Linked DNA regions of Homo sapiens: regions 1 and 2 are each linked to region 3. The links are chromatin contacts, found by Hi-C or POLR2A ChIA-PET in ENCODE. All regions are on one chromosome and are shown on one strand. Each heading gives the region's core, a stretch centred on a gene start or an enhancer-like site at or near the end of the contact. The rest is flanking DNA. Distances are from core to core; before and after follow the strand shown. Region 1 overlaps TLN2 (talin 2). Region 2 overlaps TLN2 (talin 2). Region 3 overlaps TLN2 (talin 2).

What was found. A loop is a pair of places that touch in the nucleus more often than their neighbours do. ChIA-PET counts read pairs that join two places held with the same protein, here RNA polymerase II (POLR2A). Pooled maps may share reads with other maps.
Region 1: a loop to region 3 is called in a map of heart left ventricle, with 2.1 times the contacts of the local background. The contact joins two enhancer-like sites. A Hi-C loop is called at or near these places in 3 of 168 maps with a recorded cell type or tissue (endothelial cell of hepatic sinusoid, heart left ventricle and right cardiac atrium) and 3 of 50 pooled maps. POLR2A ChIA-PET finds 5 or more read pairs at or near these places in 2 of 52 experiments (AG04450 and activated T-cell).
Region 2: a loop to region 3 is called in a map of gastrocnemius medialis, with 2.6 times the contacts of the local background. The contact joins two enhancer-like sites. A Hi-C loop is called at or near these places in 8 of 168 maps with a recorded cell type or tissue (Right ventricle myocardium inferior, aorta, ascending aorta and 5 more) and 8 of 50 pooled maps. POLR2A ChIA-PET finds 5 or more read pairs at or near these places in 1 of 52 experiments (AG04450).

What each region holds. Positions count from the first base shown.
Region 1 is chr15:62,453,652-62,457,253 of GRCh38, reverse strand. All of the region lies in intron 1 of TLN2 (talin 2), which reads right to left. Among named protein-coding and RNA genes, the nearest start is that of TLN2, 65 kb to the right of the region's middle. RefSeq lists an enhancer at 2,638-3,186. Within about 2 kb of position 1,638, at least 5 of the 41 ENCODE cell types and tissues checked have a DNase peak (open chromatin) inside an H3K27ac peak, as active enhancers do.
Region 2 is chr15:62,471,427-62,474,717 of GRCh38, reverse strand. The region is part of intron 1 of TLN2 (talin 2); the gene reads right to left. Among named protein-coding and RNA genes, the nearest start is that of TLN2, 83 kb to the right of the region's middle. Within about 2 kb of position 1,662, at least 9 of the 41 ENCODE cell types and tissues checked have a DNase peak (open chromatin) inside an H3K27ac peak, as active enhancers do; they include ascending aorta, gastrocnemius medialis, heart left ventricle and 1 more, where a contact is called at or near this core.
Region 3 is chr15:62,543,163-62,546,974 of GRCh38, reverse strand. The region is part of intron 1 of TLN2 (talin 2); the gene reads right to left. Among named protein-coding and RNA genes, the nearest start is that of MGC15885, 100 kb to the left of the region's middle. Within about 2 kb of position 1,399, at least 17 of the 41 ENCODE cell types and tissues checked have a DNase peak (open chromatin) inside an H3K27ac peak, as active enhancers do; they include ascending aorta, gastrocnemius medialis, heart left ventricle and 1 more, where a contact is called at or near this core.

The DNA.
Region 1 (3,602 bases), core at 389-2,888, 90 kb after region 3:
GCTCTGTCATGTGAAGATGCAGCCAGAAGGCAGCTGCCTGTAAACCAGGAAGAAGGCCCACACCAGAACCCAATCATGCTAGCACCCTGATCTCAGACTTCCAGCCTCCAGAACCGTGAAAAAATTTCTATTGTTTAAGCCATCCAGTCCACAGCATTTTCCAATAGCAACCTGAGCTAATACCTTCCCCAGGGAGATTCCCCTTGACCAAGGGTAGACAGGGCCACAGGCAAACTAAACAGTGTGTCAAGCATTCACAGGTTGTAAAAAGTAGCTTGTGAGGCACGATGCCCTACTGTCAAATTCTCCCCCACCCTGAATTCCCCCATCCCACAGCTTGGTGGCCTAATGCCAGAATGTCAAGGAGCCCTGAACCGCCCCCCTTTTCTGCCATGGGGCAAGCAGAATGAGACAGAGCCAGGGAGAACCTGTGCAGTGAGACAACGGATGGAAGAGTAAACCCCAGGAAACAGAAATGGCCACACAGCCTTTGTACTTGTAGTCTCAGGGAGATCAGAGCCTCTGAAAACATACTAACTATGTGACAAGCCCTCATTCCCAACCTCAACACTGGGAATCTAAAATTAGCCAGAGAAAGAGTCTACTCAGCTCTGTGTCTCCTACACAGGCCCTGATAAGTGTCACTACCTCCTTTGGCAATAACTTGTCTTGGGAATGCTATAAATACTACCTAAGTCTACCCAATGTGAATTCTGAATACCAAGAATCATTTCAGGGTTTTCAGGCACTGGCTATGTGACAGAGGTGTCAAATTCAAAGTCGCCTGCACAAGACGCACACCCAGGGAACACATAAATCCCTCAGGTCCAGCCCTGCATTTTAAACGGTGGGGAGGACTCACTCAAGAGCACCTCCACCTTCCGTGCGGCTGAGGCTGCAGCTGCTACTGCTGCAGCTCTGAAGAGCCGATGAAACGCTTTTCACCTTTTGTCAAATTGCTAGGAAGTAGGAGGCTGAGAGAGATGAGAAGCTTCAGATTACAGAAAAGGACAAAAAGAAGTCTGGCCTTCTTGGATATTTAGATCTGACTCAGAGCTTTCCAGTGAAGAGGCCCTTGGAAAAGGAAGGCTGGAGAAGCAGCAGGTACTCCCCGGACGATCAGGGCTGTTACTTGTCACTTGTCCCCTTGGGGGCTTGATCCAGTAAGGTTCTTTTTTTTTTTTTTTTAAGAGTCTTACTCTGTCACCCAGCAGGTTAATAGATGTCTGTGGACTGAATTTCAGTTCTTTGGGTTTCTGGGGTTCGCAACTGCAGACTCGTAACCCCCAGGAGCAGGGCTGGCTGCACTGGTCTGCAAAAGCAAAGTGTCAGCCAGACGCCCTGCACCTGGCCAAGATGTAAAGCTCAGGCACAGGGAACAGGTGGCGGCGGTAGAGAAGGGGTACTGGCTCGGAGGACAGGACGCTGGGGAATGGAGATGTGTGTCAGAGTCAAGAGAGATAGCAGAAGGGGACTGGAAAAGGGCCCATCAAGGCATATGGAGTCCCAGAGGCAAAAGGGAGAGAGGGTGTTAGAGGATGATAAGCAGTGACCCGTGACAGGCAGCCCCGAGCAGGGCACCTGGGAACAAACTGTGAGATTTGGCCACCAAAGGGTTGCTGGAGGCCTTCCAGAATGGCACTCTGGCATAGTGGTAACCGCAGAAGTCGATGAGTAGGAACGAGGTGTAGGTTACTCTTTCTAAAAGTCAACAGACAGCTCACAACCGACACTAGGCCAGTGGTTAAAAAAACAAACAAAAACATTGCTCCCCATACATTGCGGTGCCCCAGTCTTTAACCAACCCCTGTGCTATCTGACTCCTACTGCGCTGTACCATCTTTTTGTCTTGGTTTATTCAGTCTCTCCCATCCCGAACACCCTCTCCCACTGGCTTTTTGACATTCTGCAGATTGCTGAAGGCGCGGCTGAAGTGCACCTCCAGGAACCCCTTCCTGAGTTCCCCATCACGTCCCCTCCATCGAGCACCTCTCTCCTCACCTGGAAACTGCAATATTGCTGACCTACACACTCCTGCAGGAAGAGTCGGGGACTCACTGCCTCTGTATCACTCTCAGGAGGCACCACAATCTTTTGCCCACGACAGACCCTCAAAAAGGAGGAGTCCATTGAATACAATGGTTCCCTTTAAAAATAGTTATTTATTTTTCTCCCTCCTTTGCTCAAATTCCTTGTGCTTAGTAACAGACATAACTGCCCACCACAAAACCCCAGTGTTCAGTATTTCACAAGTTTGATTCTGTCAGCCCCCCGGGGGGAGGAAAAGTGAGGAATAAGCTGTGTGGAGGGACCTGGGACTGGGGGAATGATAGTGTCTACCTCTTCTCTCCCCACCTGCCCCGATGTCACAGGGTCAGCAGAAGGGAGGGTCTTGGGAACAATGCTCTGGAAGCCATCCGAAAGAGTTCAGTCCCTGCTAGGCTACTCTGGGCCACTCCTCTAAAGGGCCGAATGAAAGAAGCCAGTGTTCCAGGGTCTAAGGCAAACTAGGAGCTGGATCTATCTGCTCAAAACTAAACCCTCCCTCTTGCCCATGCTCTTGCCCTCTCCCTCACTCCCTGTGTTAAGCTGAAGTCCTATGGAGACAAGCCAGAAGGGGACTCACGGAAGGATGGGGCACAGGGTCCTGTGCTGTACCCCACTTCTTGATACACTTGCTCTAAGGCATCTGCCAGACATCCCACCCCTAATGACCAGACCTACAAATAATCCCATACCCCATGACGGTGCCCCACCTGGCATCCCAAAGTTCTCACAGAGAACCAGCAGCCCTGCAGGAGACGGCTCTCAGGTCCCATTCATCCAAGCCCCAACCAGACCCCTCCAATGGGTCTGGAAGCAAAAGCACTGGGCATTAAAATGTCAGGGCCTGGCCTCCCTGGTGTGTGGGGCAGCAGTTGAAGCCTATTCTTGGGGTCCCGAAGTGCCCCCTCACCTCTTCCTTCCCTTTCTGCCTCCTGCCCACACAAACATTTGCTGGAGGACTGCTCTATAAACTGACATCAGTGGAAAAGAAACATCCGGAGTACAATCAGAGTTGAGTCATTAAACATCACAGAATCCCTTAGGGGAAGAAAAAGGCCAAAATGAGCCACTAAATGCTAGGGCTTCAAAACCCCAAAATAAAGCATGTCTACCACTGCTCTGAAGGGAGCATAGCGTGTGCCCGTCTCCTCTGAGCCACAGGGGCCCTTGCAGCAGGCAGCCACTCACACTCCCGCACAGGTGGCCAGGGGTCAGCCACTGGCACCTGGGGGTGGGCCTGGCCCGTGGACAATAGCAGCAAAACTGATTTTATCCACCTACCCACCGGCAGCTGCAGGAAGGGCTCACACTGTTTGCAAACCCTGAGAACTATCATTTTATGTCCTCCAAAACACTGAGGAGAAAGCAAACCAGCCACAGGAACCTAGACCCAAAGGGGAGAAGGTAAGTGAAAAACAGCCACACAGAAAACACAGAGAGAGGGATTCAATGCTGCCCGGACTTACTCAGTGCAGATGCTTTGTATCAGTTGCGTTTTTGTTGAATTCTCACACAGGGGGCTGATTCAAAGTACCACCAAAAAATAAATTCGAGGA
Region 2 (3,291 bases), core at 413-2,912, 73 kb after region 3:
GAATCGTCAACAGCCTCAGGGTCCATTTAAAAAACAAAACACTACCATAACCTCCACATTATTCCTTATTCTTTTTTGAGACAGGGTCTCACTCTCCCGTCCTGGCTGGAGGACAATGGTGCAATCATAGCTCACTGCGGCCTCAAACTCCTGGCTCAAGTGATCCTCCCATCTCAGCCTCCCGAGTAGCTAGGACTACAGGCATGCACTGCCACACCTGGCTAATTATTTTATTATTTTATTTTTTGTAGAGACAGGGTCTGACTATGTTGGTCTCAAACCCCCAGGCTCAAGCAATCCTCTCACCTCAGCCTCCCAAAGCACTGGGATTATAGGCATGTGCCACCAAGACTGGCCCATATTATCCCTTATTCTTACTGAGTGAAAAAGGGGTGGAGAAGGGATGACAAATTCCTCTGAGAATGATAGATGCTTTCACTCAAAAAGGAGAACATAGAGACAATTATGCCTTCAGTTTCAAGGATTCATGAGCCCTCTGAAATTTCTTTTCTGAACCTCAGGTTTAGGACCCCTGCTAAATTAACATGTTAAAAGGAATCCTCTTTTATAAGTCTCTCTGAATGCTGTACAATTCCTTTGTTTGTTCTGTTTTGTTTTGTTTTTAGTACAGACTTTCGCTCGTTACCCAGGTTGGAGCTCAAAGGCACATGTCTGGGCTCACTGCAACTTCCGCCTCCGGGGTTCAAGCGATTTTTCTGCCTCAGCCTCCCAAGTAGCTGGGGTTACAGATGCATGCCACCACACCTGGCTAATTTTTGTATTTTTAGTAAAAACAGGCTTTCACCACTTTGGCCAGGCTGGTCTCGAACTCCTGACCTCAGGTGATCCACCTGCCTCGGCCTCCCAAAGTGCTGGGATTACAGGCGTGAGCCACCATGCCCGGCCCTGTACAACTCCTTTGTAAATGCAGTTGTGAATGGCAACCCTAATTACAAAGGGATGCACAGGAAGAGCAGGATCCAGTGAGGAAACCGGCTTCTTGTAGCACTGATGAAAGAGAAGTATGACCTTTGAGCTCACACAACTATTGAAGCCCTCTGCTTCTGCTAGGATTCTTCACTTAATAGTTTTCAGTAGGAACCTTCCCTTACAAACACAGGTTTGTGCTCCGTACTCAATTTTTCAAAATAAGAATAATAAGCAAAAGCATACATTGTTTAGGAACACATACATAGGTAGTGCAACTACGAAAAGCAAAGATCAGTTAAAAGTTGAGATGGGAAGGACTTCTAAGGTATTTGTAACCTGGTTGTTGGCTCCGCAGATGTTCATGTTACTCTTTAAATTACACCTACATTTTGCATACTCTTCTGTATGTATATGGAAATCGAGCACTTAAAAAAAAAAAAAGACAGTTTTGTGTTAGTGACAGGGACCTCCAAGCATTATTCTCAGTGTTATTCCCAATCCCATTTTAAGACACACCAATAAAACTGAAGTGAGCCCAGTGCTGTGAAGGGGTGGGGCCTGACAAGGAACAGTTGAAAGTTCTGTCCCCAGGGCCACCATCTATAAATACACTTTCATTTTTAAAAGTCTACGCCCTGGGACAGTCCTGTGCTCTGGGCTAATGCCACGCTGACCTCTGAGGCTGCCTCCCAGTCTGGGAAAAGCCAGTGTCAGGTTTCTGCAAACCCACTGGTCTTTCCTCTTACACACCCTGCAGGCCTATTTCCTGTGGCACATTCTGTGACCAGGAACAGTCTCATTAAGGCACCTTTGACAGCTAAGAAAGGAGCAAAGAACCAGACATGGCCACAGACTTAGGAGGAACCCTGGGCCACCCCCTTCCTCAGCTGCACACAGAGGCCTGGCTTCCTTGCCTCTCCTCCTCCAAGCACCTCACTCACAGTCAGTTTACCTTCCTCAGGGGAATTCTGCTCATTCAACGAATGCTCAAGTCATCCGTCGGTCGGAGAAATAGGTAAAGGCTATAGGGGCATGATCAGTGTGTCTCAATTCCTAACCCTTCCCACACTCACCACTACTATTTTGACCAAATAAGGAAGGCACACTCCTTTCCTAATCATTTGAACAAGAGTATGTCATCCAAAAAAACTTTTTTTTGGTAAATCTCACTAGTAAACAAAGCTGTCATTTTTATGTTTTAGTTACAATAGCCAAAAATTGACACCATGACATCAAGCAACATTTGAACCCAGTTTTGGATGGCCCACACCCCATACTCAGTGCAGGGCTGAAGCACGGGAGAAGTGCCTACTTGAGTCCTCACTGTTTGCTAAGCTTCGTGCCAGATGCTGTCTAGGGTCCAGAGGCGAAGGGAGCCGCATCCCTGCCTATCAGGAACTCACACTAGCGTGGGTGAAAGGCACACAGAAGGAGCCCTCTGGCATGAGGGTTCTCCCCATGGGACAAAGATGAGGAAGATATAAGGAGTCATCTCGAAGGCTGGGAGCATGTGATCTGGGTTTGGGGGAAGAAAGAGATCTATCAGATAGGTGGTGTGGGGAGGGGTCCTGGAAAAAATGACTTGCACACAGACCCCAAAGTGGGTGAATACAATGCAGGAGGTGGTGGGGTGAGGAGATTCCCAGACATCAGTCCTTGGGACTGACTCATGGGGGTGGGTGCATGGGAAAGGTGGGAACAGGAGCTGAATCAGGGGAAATCAGGTGAGCATCTAAGTCTGACGGGCCTCCTATCCCAAGGTAAGATATTGGAACTTTATTCTGAATGCAGTGGAGAATGTCAAGCGCAGGGGAGAAGGAAGAAAGGAGGCAGGAAATGCACCACTGCGAGCTGGGCAGAAAGGCGCAAGAAAGAAGGAATCCCTCTGCCTCTGCCCCCCATCCTCCTGCTGCCATCTGACTGACTGATGAGGGAGGCTGGGCTGTGCACCTGCCTGCAGCCTTTGGGAAGACTACTGAATTTGTCTTGTGTCTTTATTACAGTCCTGAGTTTTCAAACCCGAATGTGAAAGGGCCAACCTCACCCTTCCCCAAACCAACTCTTATCTTTCATCTCAGTTACCTCCAGATCCTCCATAGCATGACTCTTGGGTGCCAGGCCCCAGATAAGGGGCTGGGGTGTCAGCAGAAAAGGGTAGTTCTTGCCCTCAGGGAACTCTTGTTTGACAGAGACAAGGGAACAGAAAATCCTAGAGCAGTATGAAGGGGCCAGTGGAGGGGACTTCCCTGTAAGGGCCATGCAAAGATGCAGGAAAGGCACATACAGGGTGCGGCTGGGGTAGCACACTGGAGCACACCCAAACTCAGGAGGTGACGCAGGTTATAGCTTATTTCAAAAACA
Region 3 (3,812 bases), core at 150-2,649:
AGGTTCTCAAGAGGTCCACAGACTATCAGCAGGGGCTTGTAAACAAACTGCAGTATTACGGACCAAGGGCTTGGCAACAGAAATGCAGCATGCCTCCTCATGGCCTCTGCATCTCACATTACTACCAGGAGATTTGTTCTCCTCATTGCTCTAGTCTGTAAATGCTTTCAAGGTTGAGCTTTATTGTAAGCCATGTGGCTGCTAGAGATAGATCTCAAAGCTCCCCTTGCTCTAAAGGACTCCGCCTTCGCTGTGTGGCCACTGACCAAACTGATTTTGCCTTTCCTCCACACTGGCCATGGTGCCAAGATGGCCTCATGAACTACTCACACTCTCATTGGCTTTATGCTAAGAGGGGCTCTCTATGCTGTCCTTGCAACTGGATAGAAAAAACAAACCTTCAGACAACATGCCCCCAGGAAGACTATCTCCTGAGAAGCCAGTCCAGAACACTTCCCAGCTTTCTGGTTTGCCTTTCCAGAACATCTTAGTAGTTCACAACTATGGAGCAAGAAATGAAATACCAAAATTAACACAGCACAAGCAAAAGGCTGAATCCAAATAGTTGCTGTTCAATCAGAGAAAAAGCAAACCAAACACCAATCACAATATCTCTATCAGCACTTTTCAATCCACTCCAAGAACCCAACACAGATGAAGATTAGCCGTGCCCCAGCTCACTTGTCTGGAGGCTTCTTAAAGGAAAATCTCCAGCAAGAATCGATTTCATCAAAGCCAAGTGGTTTGCAGCAACTCCTTCTGTCACCAACAGGTCAGGAAAGAGCCCCCGTCAGAGGTAGTGAAGACAGAAATCAGTGCCGACCTCCCTCTCCACACTGTGCCAGGCAGGCCAGCCTCACTGTGTCAAAGCAGAGGACTTGCTCTTCCCCCAAGAATCAGAAACAGCTGCTCCCACTTCATCAAGTTTCCAAGATTCCAGAATGTTCCAGCCCCACCTCATGTCCTGAATTTCTGGCTCTACTGCTTCATAGAACCAGCAGAGCACAGAAAGGAAATACAGTCCAAAGACCTGGAATGCTGAGACATTGCCAAGTCCTCTTCTGGCACTCTCTCCCAAGCATGGTGAAAGAATTGACAGCACCAGTCTGGGATACAAACACCCCCAACTTTGGTTTGATATTCCGGATATCCATTTGACAAATATTTATTGAGTGCCCAATCAGAATAAGGCCCTGCCACTACACCTCAGCCAGGATGGGCTCGAGTTCTGAGTTCTGAGATTACCAAATTTCACCAATGCACACAGAGCAATATGGATTTCAGGCTGCTGTCCAAGAACAGGGAACAATTGTTCACTATTGATTCACTTGAGCATAAAAAGGATATGCAAATTTGCAGGAGATTTGCAGCTCTGCTGTCCCTGGAACCCTGCCACAAAACCCAGGAAAGAACACATTGAGACACAGTGACACACACACACACACACACACACACACACAAAGAGAAAGAAAGAGAGTTGGATTCAAGAGACACTATGCAAATGCAAGGTTAAAAAGATGCTGCCTCACTGGAAATGTTGCCTAGCCTGATAACCCACCTTTTCCTCCATCCTTTTTCTCTTTCCCTCTTTCCTCTTCAACAGACAAATGTGGACTTTTTGTGTTGTTTCAGTGCCTTGTTATTGCAACAAGCAATTTTTGGAAGAGTTAAGAAATGTACTGTTCTTCACCCCCCAATTTTTCTGTACACATCAGTCAATAAAAGAAAAAGCATAACAGCCGGGTGCGGTGGCTCACGCCTGTAATCCCAGCACTCCGGAAGGCCGAGGTGGGCAGATCATGAGGTCAGGAGATTGAGACCATCCTGGCTAACACAGTGAAACCCCGTCTCTACTAAAAATACAAAAAAAAAAAAAAATCAGCTGGGTGTGGTGGCAGGTGCCTGTAGTCTCAGCTACTTGGGAGGCTGAGGCAGGAGAATGGTGTGAGCCCAGGAGGTGGAGCTTGCAGTGAGCCGAGATCGCAACACTGCACTCCAGCTTGGGCGACAGAGCGAGACTCCGTCTCAAAAAAAAAAAAGTGAGGTCATCCCCAAATCTCCACTTAGCACAAGTCTGGGGTTATTAACACAATCAATGTGTTGCCACTAGCATTGATAAGGAAAAAAAAACTAAGAATAAAGTTAGCTAATCCTGACACCATCTCTTACTTCCATTAGAACCTGCCATTCTAGGAATGGAAGGAAACTTCAGGCTGTGATTAGAGGGGGGGAAGAAAAAAAAAAAAAAGCTTTTCTACTCCCACTTGCTTTTAAAAGATTTTTCTCTTAAAAGGGTAGATGATGATGACAGAGTTGATGGAAAAAATGTAGGATGGCGCAGTGGCAGATAAGCCAGAAGCGGTCTCCAGGAAATGAAAACTATTCCAAAGCACGCCTCAATTTAGAACCTTTAAAAGACTATGGAATCTGTCTGTTTTTTCAGGAAAGCATGATCCTTCCTTGTACACACAGTGTTGGTTTTTCTTCCAGGTGTCTGTGGAAACAAGCCATTCTAGGAATCCATGAGCAACCCACACCTCCTTTTCCAGTAATCACCACTTATAACCTTTTGGAAAAGTCCCACAGAAAGATGGCTAAGGAAGCAGATGCCCCACAGGAGGCAGAGACCACGAGTGTTGGCGAACCCAGAGGAAGAGGCGCTATGAGTTTGGGAGGCTGGGGGAGACTAGGGAAGAGGCACTGAACTGGGCTTGGACCAACCAGGACTCACCTATTACAGGGAAGAACCTTCCACAATATTTTTTAAAAGGTCTGGAGAAACAAGAAATATCATTTTTAAGGAATCTGAAATTTGGATGAACATGAAGAGCAGGCTCAAATGGAGATTCGCCACTCTAAGAACACAAATGATTATTATACAAAGCGTGATAGCTAACTTATCTTACAGCTCTCTCAGAGATCAGGACCGAGGCCTCATTAATTCTGACGACATCAGAGTCTGTCAAGGCCAGAAAGGACCTCATGGGCCCTACTACCCTCCACGCCAGCCCCAGCCCCTGAATAGCCCAAGGCCCTATCCTGGGTTTTCAGCTTACTATTACAGTCCTCCCTGGAGATGCTCTCACAGCTCCCCATTGTAGCCTGAACACAGTTTAACACAGTTTAATATTATATATTTGTGTGATTATTTCATTCATTAACTATTTGATAAGGATAAGAGCCAGGCGTGTATTAGAGCTCCATCTTTTTTTTTTTTTTTTGAGACAGAATCTTGCTCTGTCACCAGGCTGGAGTGCAGTGGCACGATCTTGGCTCACTGCAACCTCCGCCTCCTGGGTTCAAGCAACTCTTCTGCCTCAGCCTCCCCAGTAGCTGGGACTACAGGCGCACACCACCACGCCCAACTAATTTTTGTATTTTTAGTAGAGACGAGATTTACCATGTTGGCCAGGATGGTCTCAATCTCTTGACCTTGTGATCCACCCACCTCAGCCTCCCAAAGTGCTGGGATTATAGGCGTGAGCCAGCGCGTCTGGCCTAGAGCTCCATCTTACATCTGTCTCATCATTTTTCATTCCTGTCTCTTCTACTAGTCAATAAGCCCTAAAAGGACAGAGGACATGTCCACATTGCACATAATTATATCTCCGGCCCCTGTCCTAGAGCTTGGCATAGTAGGTACTCAGCAAATATATGCTGAATTAATGAAGTCCAACCTCCTTGTTTTAGAGTTGAGAATATAGAGTTTCTGAACAATTTGATGATGTGGGCAACCACTAGGGAGTGACTTAAGACCAAAGGCTTCCTGAGGAATGGCACCAACAGAGAAGCTATTAAACACTGCTATGGGG